Regions from separate parts of the Homo sapiens genome. Here all the other regions are linked to region 1. A link is a contact called in ENCODE Hi-C data. All regions are on one chromosome and are shown on one strand. The core of a region is the stretch at or near the end of the contact, and the rest is flanking DNA. Distances in the headings are between cores, read along the strand shown.

Region 1 (3,671 bases), core at 1,160-3,659:
AGAGTTGAACAATCTGAATAAGTATAATCCTAATCCTGCCAATTTGCAGTGTGAATCGGACCACTTAATCTCTCTGGGCCTCTAAGAATATGAGAATATGAAGAGTAGACTGAACAGACAACATTTAAGCTCTTACAAAGTCCCTGATTTTAAGCACTGTAAGACAATTGTCATCCTTGGTTAATTTACTATAAAGTGGCTATCCTTCATTAATTTAAAAGGATAGTCTAAACAGACAAATCTAATCTAGATCTCTTGTATGCACAGTTCAAAATAGGGTTTGCGCTCTTATGAGGCTCTAATGCCCCCACTGATCTGACAGGAGGGGAAGCTCAAGTGGTAATGCTTGCCCAGTACCAGTCCGGCCCAGGGGGTTGGGGACCCCTGATTTAGAGTATCTATTGTCTACCAGGCACTGCACTAGTACTGAGAAGACAGATATGAATAAGACCCTGTCGCTGACATTGAAGGACTCACAGTCTAGCAGGGGAGAAAGGCAAGTGAATGTCTAATTATCCTACTTAGTAAGTGAAATAAAATTTCAAATATATTTCAGGTACAAAAATAGCCCAGGAAGTGACTGACTCTATCTGGGTAGAGTGACGAAAGGCTTCACAGAGCAATGATATCTAAAATGAATTTTAATTTCAACAGATGAAAAAGAGTTTGCCAAATCAACAAGAGGCATAGGATAGTACTAGACTGAAGAAACAGGTTGTTCAAAGGGACTCAGAAGCAGTTCAGTATTGATGGAGCACCAAATAAGATGGGATGGCAAGGAAATAAATGAGTCTCAAGAGCAATTCAAAGATTATAAATGGTTACATAACTATGCTACATAGGATGGAATCTACCCTGTAAGCAGAGAGGAACTACCTACTGTAGGCATTTTTAAAGGAGGGGTTATTTATCAGATTTTAGAATGTAATTTTTTCATTAGAGTTCAAATAAGCATTTAGTATTAAAAATTGTGAATAACAAGCTACCTTTACAAACCTAAAAAAAAATTTATTATGTAACTTTGCCTTTTAAACAGTCTTTGCCTGGTATATTATCTAGAAGATTATACTCGGCGTTTGATAAATGATGACTAAACTGCAGAAGACAGACTGAGCATCAGTGGGCATGGCGCTTAATAACAAAGATTTTAAAATGTAAAAATAGAAATGTAGACTGGCAAAAAGTGCAAAAATGTTTTAAGGTTCCTTTCGCGGGGGGGAAGGGAGGGAATAGCCTCCCTCCTTAAATGCAGACAACCTTTCTCTTAATGACTTTTTCCTTCTATATAGTTATCAGAACTTAACCAAAACCTTCTTTTCCTTCCCGACTCTCTTTTCCTTACGTAATACTCATATGCAGACTCTTAGCCACACCCTAGTAAAGCAACTTCCCCAGCATTTTCCAATCTAAGTTTATTATCTCCTCCAACACTACAGTCTTTAGCTTCAAAATTTCAAGAGTCCTCTAATGTTCTATTTCTAATATGCTCATAACCATTTCAAAATCAAATGTTGCTAGAATATCTCTATCATGCTCACTGCTACACCCTCTCCCAACCACACCTTCATCATTTGAAACCTGCATTACAGCTCCACTCTCCCTATTCAGTCCTACAAACCTCATTAAGGCAGGAAGGCCAGAATCTGGAATTACTTAAGTCCAGGTGTATTTAAAGTGCGTGATCATTCTAGAGGACTAACTCATGTTTGTCTTTGTTCTTATTGTAGACCTAAATGACTTCACAAGGGCCCGTGTAACACCAGTATTGCAGACCCATGTGTCACAAATTCAACTAGCACATTGTTTTTCTCCCCCTTCTTCTATTTCTGTAGAAGATGAATCCGCAGGCAAGAATGATGGATGGGTGAAAGGGAGGGGGAATACGAAAGCCCAGAGGCGGAGACTTCACTTCCGATTGCCACGCTATATCAAGAAAGCCAACAGTCTGGCCTTTCCGCAAGCCACAAGAAAAGGCAGATCAGACTCCCCGGCTCCTCGGGTAGTTCTCAAAGGCAAAGACAAAAATAAGAAACTAGTCTGAAGAAAGAGAGTCCCTCGCTTCTTCAGAACTCACCTGTCAAGAGCGGCGTGGACGGCGCCATGTTGTCCCGGAAAGAGAAACCGCTCGGGTGAGAGTTCACCAGGGCCGAACCCGGCCCCTACACGTCTCCTCATGCGTGGAGACAGCGAATTGGTGTTTCCGGAGCCATCAGCCTCGGGGCCAATTCACTTCCGGTTACGGAGTGACGCGGAAAAGGCGCCCAAACGCGCACGCGCAAATCTAGGGCGACGCTTGACAGAGCTTGGGAGGGTGCGCCTGCTTTCGCCCTCCTTCTCCAGCGGGAGGGGCGCGCACTTCCGCGGGGCGGAGTCCGTCTAGTGCTGACGTTGGCAGCCGAACCCAAAGTAGATCGAGGCGGCGGGCTGCACATTCCCGTTGTTGCGTTGCGTTTCCTTCCTCTTTCACTCCGCGCTCACGGCGGCGGCCAAAGCGGCGGCGACGGCGGCGCGAGAACGACCCGGCGGCCAGTTCTCTTCCTCCTGCGCACCTGCCCCGCTCGGTCAGTCAGTCGGCGGCCGGCGCCCGGCTTGTGCTCAGACCTCGCGCTTGCGGCGCCCAGGCCCAGCGGCCGTAGCTAGCGTCTGGCCTGAGAACCTCGGCGCTCCGGCGGCGCGGGCACCACGAGCCGAGCCTCGCAGCGGCTCCAGAGGAGGCAGGCGAGTGAGCGAGTCCGAGGGGTGGCCGGGGCAGGTGGTGGCGCCGCGAAGATGGTCGCCAAGCAAAGGATCCGTATGGCCAACGAGAAGCACAGCAAGAACATCACCCAGCGCGGCAACGTCGCCAAGACCTCGGTAAGGAAAGAGCGGGCGCCCCTCTGCGTTCCGCAGCCGGAGCTGAGTCCGGGTCCCTGGGGCCGCGTCGCGTTTTCTCCCGGATCCGGCCGACCGTGGGCTGGTGCCGTGGAGGGGTAGGGGCCCGAGTCTGCGAACCGCCAGACTGTGGGGGCTCGGGAACGGAAGGGGAGACCTGTGAGGTGAGGGGGCCGGCGACCGGCGTGCAGGCGTGGGAGCCTGGGGTCCGAGTGGTTTCTCTGCATCTGAAATGGTGGATTTTCGCTTTTGCAGAGAAATGCCCCCGAAGAGAAGGCGTCTGTAGGACCCTGGTTATTGGCTCTCTTCATTTTTGTTGTCTGTGGTTCTGGTAAGTGGCTTGGGGGCTCCCATCAGGTAGAGTCTTGGGTTGAAAGGATTTGGGATGACGTGGTGACCGGTCAGTAGTGAGTCCTACCTGCGTAGTTCTCAACCCACCTGCCGAGGACTCCACATAATTCTGTTTCGTCTGAACCAAATTACTTGTTCCACATATGCACAGAGGGTGGTGCTCCAGAAACTTCTCCCAGCTTAATTTGTACTCACAGGAGATCAAAAAGGAGGTCAGGTCTTGGTAATGATCCAGTTGGAATAAATGTTAAGACCGGACAAAACCTAACGAAATGAGAATTTAGAATGTTTTGTAACTCCATTATCAGTCTTTGCAAAGAAAATTATAAATATGTACTATAGATGTTAGAACTTGATTTAACATATACCAGAATCTAATGTCTTAATGTCAAAATTGAGTATATTTTATAAAATAAAGCTTGTGCAAAGAATTGATTCACTATAGAGGA
Region 2 (3,826 bases), core at 429-2,928, 5.3 Mb before region 1:
AGCTCCCTGGACCTAAGCACCACTGGTGCCTTGGTTTAAAAGAGTTAAAATCAGCTACCTTATAATCTTTTACTCATTGTTCGACAAATACTTTTTGAATGATTACCGGGTGCTAAGCAACCATTCAAGAGGACCTCCTAAGATGTGACCCTTGAGCAGCACCTTTTAAAAAGAATGTTAAAATTCTGCCTGAACAAGGCACTACTATCTGACGTAGAGCACCAAATCCACCTCGAAGTATACAATCCCACCCCCCGAATGAAATTTAATTAAGTTTTTTCCTAAAGCTAGGCCCTCAACAGCGTACAGAGGAGGTGTATCTTAATGAAGTAAATCGCAATTCAAAACTGCACGGTTTCCCGCTGGCAAAACTGACTTAGTGAAGGTCAGAAAGAACTCCAGGCCAATGAAAATTTTAATACAGAGGTGAAAGCGAAGGTGCCCAATTCAAAAGCGGGACGAAAGTAAGAGGAACGGTCTAAGAAAAGTGAGTTGGAGGAGAGATGAGCAGCAGCGGTCAAACGTGCTCTCCCCGCCGGGTACGTCAAGGCGGCAACTTTTCCAGCACTCCGGAACTCCGGACTGCCCAGGCCTCGGGCGAGCTGGCACGGCTCGCGTCCCGGGGAGGGACCCCAAAGGCGGGGAAGCGGGTTACCCCGCAAACCAGCAAGCTCGACAGGGAGCAAGCTGGACGGGGGCGGGACCTGGACACACACCCTTTCCTCTCTGAGAAGGAAGCGGGGAGGGAGAACGGAGTGCGCGACCCTGGGGCCACCAGCCCTCACGCGGGCCTGCAGGGGCGTTGGGGGAGGGGGAAGACAGTGCAGCTCCGAGGGGTTCGTCCAGAACCGGCCTAACCGCCGCGGAGCCCAAGGCTGGCGGGGGGAATGGAGCGGGCCTCGCCGAGGGCAGGCGGGAAACGGGGTGGCGGGAAGACCAGAGGCCGGCCCAGCTCCAACGCCGCACAGGAGGCCCCGACCCTGCCCTGCCTTCGGCGGGCCCCGGGATCGCCACAACGGGCCCCCAGCCTCCCAGAGGGACGGGGTGGGAGCCGAGGAAGCCCCCACCCCGACACGCAGACACACAAGCCCGCTCGCCGCCCTACCCCCACCCTCGCGCCGCGCTCGCGGGCTCTGCGCCCCACAGCGGCGCGGGGGAGGCGGGGGCCAGCGACGCGGCCGCGGGGAGCTGATGCCCTCCCCGACGCCCGGACCTCGACACGCAGACAAGATCAACAAAGCATCGCCGCTCCCGAGATAAAACATGCCACAGGCCCCGACCAGGGACTCTACGACGCGTGGCTGCCCGGGGCGCAGGGCTGCGCGGACGGGCTGGGGGAAGGGGGTGGGGAAGGGCCTCGCGGGGTGGCTCCCCGGTCCGGGAGCCTCGCCTCCGCCGGGATGCGGTGCTGCAGGGACCCCCACGCTGACCTTGGAGTCTCCGTTGCACAGAGCCATCGGGGCCAGGGCCGGAGCCGCGGCGGTGACGGCGACAGTACGAGACGGGGCGGGAGGGTGCCGGAAGGGTCGGCGCCGCGGGCTGAGGTTGAGAAGGAGGCCTGGTCGAGGAGCAGCCGGCAGCGGAGAGGAGCCAGCCGCCAGAAAAGCGCCGAATGGAGCAACAGCAGCGGAGCGCGGGCCCCAGCGCCGCGGGAGAGAAGACCAGCAGCGCGCACGCTGCCCCCGCCTCCTGCTTCCGCCCCGGCCGGCCACTGGGAGGAGCCAGAGCCCGTTCGGCTTGGCAGCCGAGCCTCAGATACCCTCCGCAGCCGCCGCCAAACCGGCCGGCCCTCGAGAGGAGGGGCTCGCGGCGCCCGGCCCCGCCCCCAGCCCGGTCCCCGCCGGCAAAGCCGGCCGGGTCTCCCGCGGCCCGCCCTTGGGAGGAGGAGCCCGCGGCATCCACCGGCTCCGCCCCTCCTGCCCTCGCACCGAGGAGCCCGCCCCGGAGGAGGGGCCTGTGGCGCCGGCCAGGAGAAAAACCGAAGCCGAATCCGAGCTAGTTTGCTGCTGCCGGATTTGCCTGCTACCTTGGATGACTTCGGGAGGCTGGCGGCACCGAAGAGGCCTCCTGAGAGCTGGGCCCCTGGCGGAACTCTTAGCCGGTGGCGTGGCCTTATCTCAGGTTGCTGGACATGAAGGAGGCCAAGGCTGCTTTGGAAAGTTCCGTGGCCATATCTCAAGGATGTCATTGTAGGAACTGATCACTTAGATACTTCAAAAGTTATACAGCTCCCCACAAATACAGCAGGTGCAGTATTTCCAAAGAAAAGGGAGTTTGGGAGTGGTAATCTGGTGAGCAGCTGGCCCAGGGAACTGGTCGTGAAGCTCTGTTTGCACAACAGTGTTTTTATTGGAATTGTTTGTGGGGAAGGGGCTGCAGTCCCTCCACCTACCCCTTGGCAACCATCATGATGATGAGGTGTTACTTTGAATTTGGTTACCTAGAGGCCTAAATCGAGATTGGGGTATAAAGAATAATACTTGAGATGGCTTCCAGCTAACAAAGCCTTTCCACAAATATTTTTATTATAATACAGCCAACATTTTGCTGCAGTCATTCTTGTGTCAGACTGTAGCTAGGGTATTAAGGAGCCAGAGTGAGAAAATACTTTAAAAGCTAACTTTAACCAATCCCGTGAAAGTAGTAAGGTAGGATTGATGTTCTTATCCTTTTTACAAATGAGGAAATTGAGGCTTAGTGAGATAATGTGCCTCTCAGTATATATAGAATGTAAGGCCTGCCCAATCTGGGAAAGTGTAGACAGTTTATTAGTGAAATATTTACAAAAACGAAAGGCTTAAGGTCCTAGTGGGCCTGAGACTTAAGTATTTCGCTTACCTTTTTTTGAACGGAAAATTGAATATTTGAACTCTCCAAAGCCATGGATACTGGCTTCTCTGGGTAGGTCTGTATGCACAATCTAAAGAAGAGTGCAGTAACCAATAGGAGAACCTCAACTTACATAAACATCCACCCCTAATGGAGTGGAATGTGATGTGATATACTGGCATTAAGGATTGGCTAAGTCCCATCTATCTTAAACAATGCTTAGTTTAAATATATTCTAGGCTGGGCGTGGTGGCTCACACCTGTAATCCCAGCACTTTGGGAGGCCTAGGCGGGTGGATTACCTGAGGTCAGAGTTCCAGAACAGGCTGGCCAACATCATGAAACCTGTCTCTACTAAAAATACAAAAATTAGCCAGGCGTGGTGGCATGCGCCTATAATCCCAGCTACTCGGGAGGCTGAGGCAGGAGAATCGCTTGAACCCGGGAGGTGGAGGTTGCAGGGAGCCAAGATCATGCCATTGCACACCAGCCTGGGTGACAACAGCGAAACTCCATCTCAAAATAAACAAATAAATAAATAAATTCTAGTGGTCACCTGTGCTTAATGGCTAAGAATGTTGGCATGCACACAATATAGGATCCTGATATTCTTTCTTCTTTAGCTTCTGACTCTATTGACCCATCCCTCTTTGTTGAAACTGGATTTTCCTTAAAATGCACCAAAAAGTTGTCTTTTTATCTCTGTGATTGCTCTTGGTTGCCTTTGCTAGCTCCTTTTCCTATGTCTGGCCTTCAGGAGCTTTAAGTGTTGGATTTCTTCAGTATTTCTATTCCTAATCCTTTTCTCATCTTACTCTTCCTTGGAGCACTTGTTTAAAAATACAGACTTGTTGGCCAGGTGCGGTGGCTCACACCTGTAATCCCAGCACTTTGACAGGCCAAGGCAGGTGGATCACCTGAGGTCAGGAGTTCGAGACCAGCTTGGCCAACATGGTGAAACCCTGTCTCTACTTAAAAATACAAAAAATTAGCCAGG
Region 3 (3,766 bases), core at 979-3,478, 8.1 Mb after region 1:
GTTGGCTGTTGTAGGGGTTATTTTAATACCTGGAGTTCTGCTGGAACATAAGTCATATTTGGAGTCCAGGCTCTTGGCGGAAAAGTCGATGGCAGATGGCACAGCAACAGTCTCCACCCCGTGGCCCTCCTCTTTGTGCTCGTGGGCTGCAGCGCAGCCCACCAGCCCACCCAGCACCACCTCTGAGAATTATTCTTCTAATAACGTTATTCTTCCTTTTGCATTCAGATATGCTTAAGAAATTGTACAGTTCCAAGTAGCTCACTTAGAACACCCATTTGCATGTACTAACATAATGTAAATATTAGGCAGTACAGCATTGTTATTTGAATATTCATTGAAATGTTTAAGTCCTAAACACTTCCAAAGCAGATTTAAAAAATTATTTTTCTAGAATTGTAATGTGTAAATAATTCCCTGGTATTTCACGTAGTCCAGAAACATGTCCAAGCAGTTGATGTTGAATCAATCTTGCGAGCCTCCAAATCAGTATCACAAGCTAACTGTATTTGTTTAATTTCTTCTTTTCCTGTATTTGCTCTTACAAAAGGGGTATTGGTCAGTAAAATGGTATTAACATTTATTAAATGTCAAAATATAAAGAAAGGTAGTAATTCCAAATTATTAACATCTGTTTTTGGTTTTATGTTTCTTCTTTTTAGGCCAAGACCCATGTTCTTGACATTGAGCAGCGACTACAAGGTGTAATCAAGACTCGAAATAGAGTGACAGGACTGCCGTTATCTATTGAAGGACATGTGCATTACCTTATACAGGAAGCTACTGATGAAAACTTACTATGCCAGATGTATCTTGGTTGGACTCCATATATGTGAAATGAAATTATGTAAAAGAATATGTTAATAATCTAAAAGTAATGCATTTGGTATGAATCTGTGGTTGTATCTGTTCAATTCTAAAGTACAACATAAATTTACGTTCTCAGCAACTGTTATTTCTCTCTGATCATTAATTATATGTAAAATAATATACATTCAGTTATTAAGAAATAAACTGCTTTCTTAATACATACTGTGCATTATAATTGGAGAAATAGAATATCATGTGTTCTTATGGTCAAAAACTATATTTGCAAGAAACAAGCAAGTCTAATTTCATTTTACAACTTCTATTGATTTCCTTTTAAAAGTCCTAGCTATTGTAAGGATTCACTTGAAGAACAAAATTATATGGAATAAATACTGTGGGCAAGGCGTTGTGCCAGACTTGTGCATAGAGCTACCCTCTCCTGCCCTCCAGGAAGTGACAGTCTAGTAAGAGAGATATATAAATATAAATAGCATATCATTAAGTTCACTTAATAAAACTTTGTTTTAAAGTGTGATAGGGAAAAAATATAAGCCAAGAAGCGTGAATGTGAAAACGAAATAAACATTCTGTAATTTGTGTGATGCTGCCATACTGCAGTCCCAGAATGCAGAATCCAGTGGTCATGAAAGACAGCGATACTTAACATTTCCTGAGATCTTAAAATCCAAAAAGTATTAAATGTTTAAGGTTTTTCTGTAAGTTTTCATCCAGAAGACTTAAATACAAAGTAACGGGTTAATACATTCAAATAAGTGGAAAACTCTTACATTTAAAACTGATAATTTCACTTAAGTTGATAGAACTCTCCTTTGCTGTGCGGTTGAAAGTGTGATGGGGAAAAATATGATAAACCCGGATGCAAGAATGTCAAAACTAAACATTAAATGATTTCGTATCCAAGGTCTTATGTTAACAGTTGCGGGGGGCGGGTACATGGGAAATTTTTTTGAACAATTTGGAAAAGAACGTTTTTAAACGTATGTATTAAGAAACGTAAGTTTAAATTCCTCAGAGAAAAAAAATTATTGACAAAACAACAAACTAAGCCAAGTAAATCACCAGATCTTTCGAAATCTGAATGAAAAATACTGAGATTAGCAACCCTAGGAGACAAGCGGAACAAAAATCAGTGTTCGATACCCTTCCCACACCTTCGTACGGTTTTCATGCCACTTCCAAATCCACTTAGAAAGCACAACTCTATCATGGGGCATTTTCGCCCCTAAGTTGCAACACACCAGCAAACCTCCGCAGATTCCCTGACCGCCACTGGACAGTACCGCGGCCCCGGCCGCGCGAGGCCCGGAGGGCTAAGCCCCGCCCCTCGGACGGCCTCGGATCCTGCCGCTCTAGGCCCGCCGGGCGCTCTCTATGGTCGGCCGGGCGGTGTGTTGTCATCCGCGGAGCGACGACCGGAGGCTGCGGCGGAGCCCCGGCGGGGCGTTTGGTTTCGGTTTGGCCCTGACTGGGATTAGTGTTGACGATCGAAATGGGAGTCCCCAAGTTTTACAGATGGATCTCAGAGCGGTATCCCTGTCTCAGCGAAGTGGTGAAAGAGCATCAGGTGGGTGAGCGAGGGGCAACGGCTCAGAAAGCCGAGGACCCGGGGCTCCGCGGCCCTCTCCACCTTAGAGCTGGGGCTTTCGAGCCACCTCTTTCCCCTCGTCGTCTGGACGATTAGTGGCATTAGGGAGGGGGACGGAAGGTTTGAGGACGCCCGGATGAGCCGAAAGGGGCTAAGGACGCAGGTTGCCTGTGTGTGGACAGAGCCGCTGGGTTCACGGCTTCTCTGACAGCTCTTGCTTCTGCTGGTCCTTCCGCGACTCCGAAATGAAGTCCTGGGAAAGAACGCTTTTACTGTTCTCCGGTTTCCTCCCGGGGAGCTGCAAGTTGCCTTTTTCCTTACAGAGGCTGCGAAGCTGGAGTGGGTGTCCTCGTAGGTTCCCCCATCCCACCCAGAGCGGCAGACCCACTTACAGACGATAACAGCCGCTTCCGCACGCAGTCACCTTGTTTACTTTCCCTGATCTAGAGCGCGGCCCACCCGGCCCCCGGAGCCTAGACTTTCCGACGTGGCTGATGGTCATATTGGTGATGCCTTTTGTTACTTTCTGTTATTTCAAAAGCAGCACCAATCCCCTGTTGCCAAAACAAAAAACTCTTGGGCCAGCTGGGGAGTGGGGCGTAGGACCTTTTATTTGGAGGCCTCACTGTGTGACAGAGGGGGTTGGGAAACGAATTGATAGAACATTAATACTACTAATAATATTTGGCATGTACTGACCCCAGGACAACGTTAATGTGTAGATTCCGAAAACGTAGTTTATATATTGGAACTGTGGAAAGAGAGGAGAAAGCAGTCGTCTATTAGGTAAACTAGACTTTGGGTGATACTTTGGTGTTTGTCACATTTAATGAATTTGATCTCTTTTCTGATGCTTTACAGAAAAAAAGCTTGAAATTTGTGTAGCTGATTGAATCAGTTGTGATGGGTAGTATTGTAAATAGCCTATTAAATTATGGTTTAATCGGCATTTACGAACATGAAGGTAGTTTACTTCTGGAAAGGAGTTTTTGTTGCTGGATTCCAATCAGATTTGGTAGATGAGAAATAGACTACAAAAAGTTTCCAAGGTTAGCTTATCTTGAATTTATTTGAAACATAGATTGAGTTAGGTTTAGAGAGGTATTTTTTTCCCCCGGGGAGGGCTAAAAAGGAAACCAGTACATTGCAGAAATGGAGACAACCAACTTTGGCTTTTCTTGCATCCTTCAGTCAGTACCTGCTATATATCAGTCACTTTATCTCTAAAGTGCAAAAATAATGCGATTGTTATTCGTGATGATTTAATACATAATTTGTTCAGTAATATTTTTATTCTGTAGTCTGTGGCACAGAATTTGGTTTGGTGAAAATATCTTAGATTCTCTCCAT

Evidence for each region. A loop is a pair of places that touch in the nucleus more often than their neighbours do. Pooled maps may share reads with other maps.
Region 2: a loop to region 1 is called in a map of CD4-positive, alpha-beta memory T cell, with 10 times the contacts of the local background. The contact joins the promoter of GMPS here to the promoter of SERP1 in region 1. A Hi-C loop is called at or near these places in 2 of 168 maps with a recorded cell type or tissue (CD4-positive, alpha-beta memory T cell and naive thymus-derived CD4-positive, alpha-beta T cell) and 10 of 50 pooled maps.
Region 3: a map of CD8-positive, alpha-beta T cell shows a loop between it and region 1 (15-fold over the local background). The contact joins the promoter of XRN1 here to the promoter of SERP1 in region 1. A Hi-C loop is called at or near these places in 2 of 168 maps with a recorded cell type or tissue (CD8-positive, alpha-beta T cell and naive thymus-derived CD4-positive, alpha-beta T cell) and 5 of 50 pooled maps.

Annotation. Positions count from the first base shown.
Region 1 is chr3:150,545,234-150,548,904 of GRCh38, reverse strand. It overlaps SERP1 (stress associated endoplasmic reticulum protein 1), which reads left to right and starts at 2,409. Exons shown (of 3, transcript NM_014445.4): 1 at 2,409-2,853; 2 at 3,127-3,202. The coding sequence starts at 2,770. EIF2A (eukaryotic translation initiation factor 2A) reads right to left here and starts at 2,118. Exons shown (of 14, transcript NM_032025.5): 1 at 2,075-2,118. The coding sequence starts at 2,102. RefSeq lists enhancers at 1,811-2,350, 1,623-2,822, 2,268-2,898.
Region 2 is chr3:155,868,502-155,872,327 of GRCh38, reverse strand. It overlaps GMPS (guanine monophosphate synthase), which reads right to left and starts at 1,678. Exons shown (of 16, transcript NM_003875.3): 1 at 1,431-1,678. The coding sequence starts at 1,457. RefSeq lists enhancers at 885-1,644, 2,184-2,233 and a silencer at 824-2,043.
Region 3 is chr3:142,446,499-142,450,264 of GRCh38, reverse strand. It overlaps XRN1 (5'-3' exoribonuclease 1), which reads left to right and starts at 2,228. Exons shown (of 41, transcript NM_001282857.2): 1 at 2,228-2,395. The coding sequence starts at 2,321. It overlaps ATR (ATR checkpoint kinase), which reads left to right. Exons shown (of 47, transcript NM_001184.4): 47 at 663-1,030. The coding sequence ends at 836. It also overlaps the pseudogene EIF2AK1P1. RefSeq lists an enhancer at 2,231-2,510.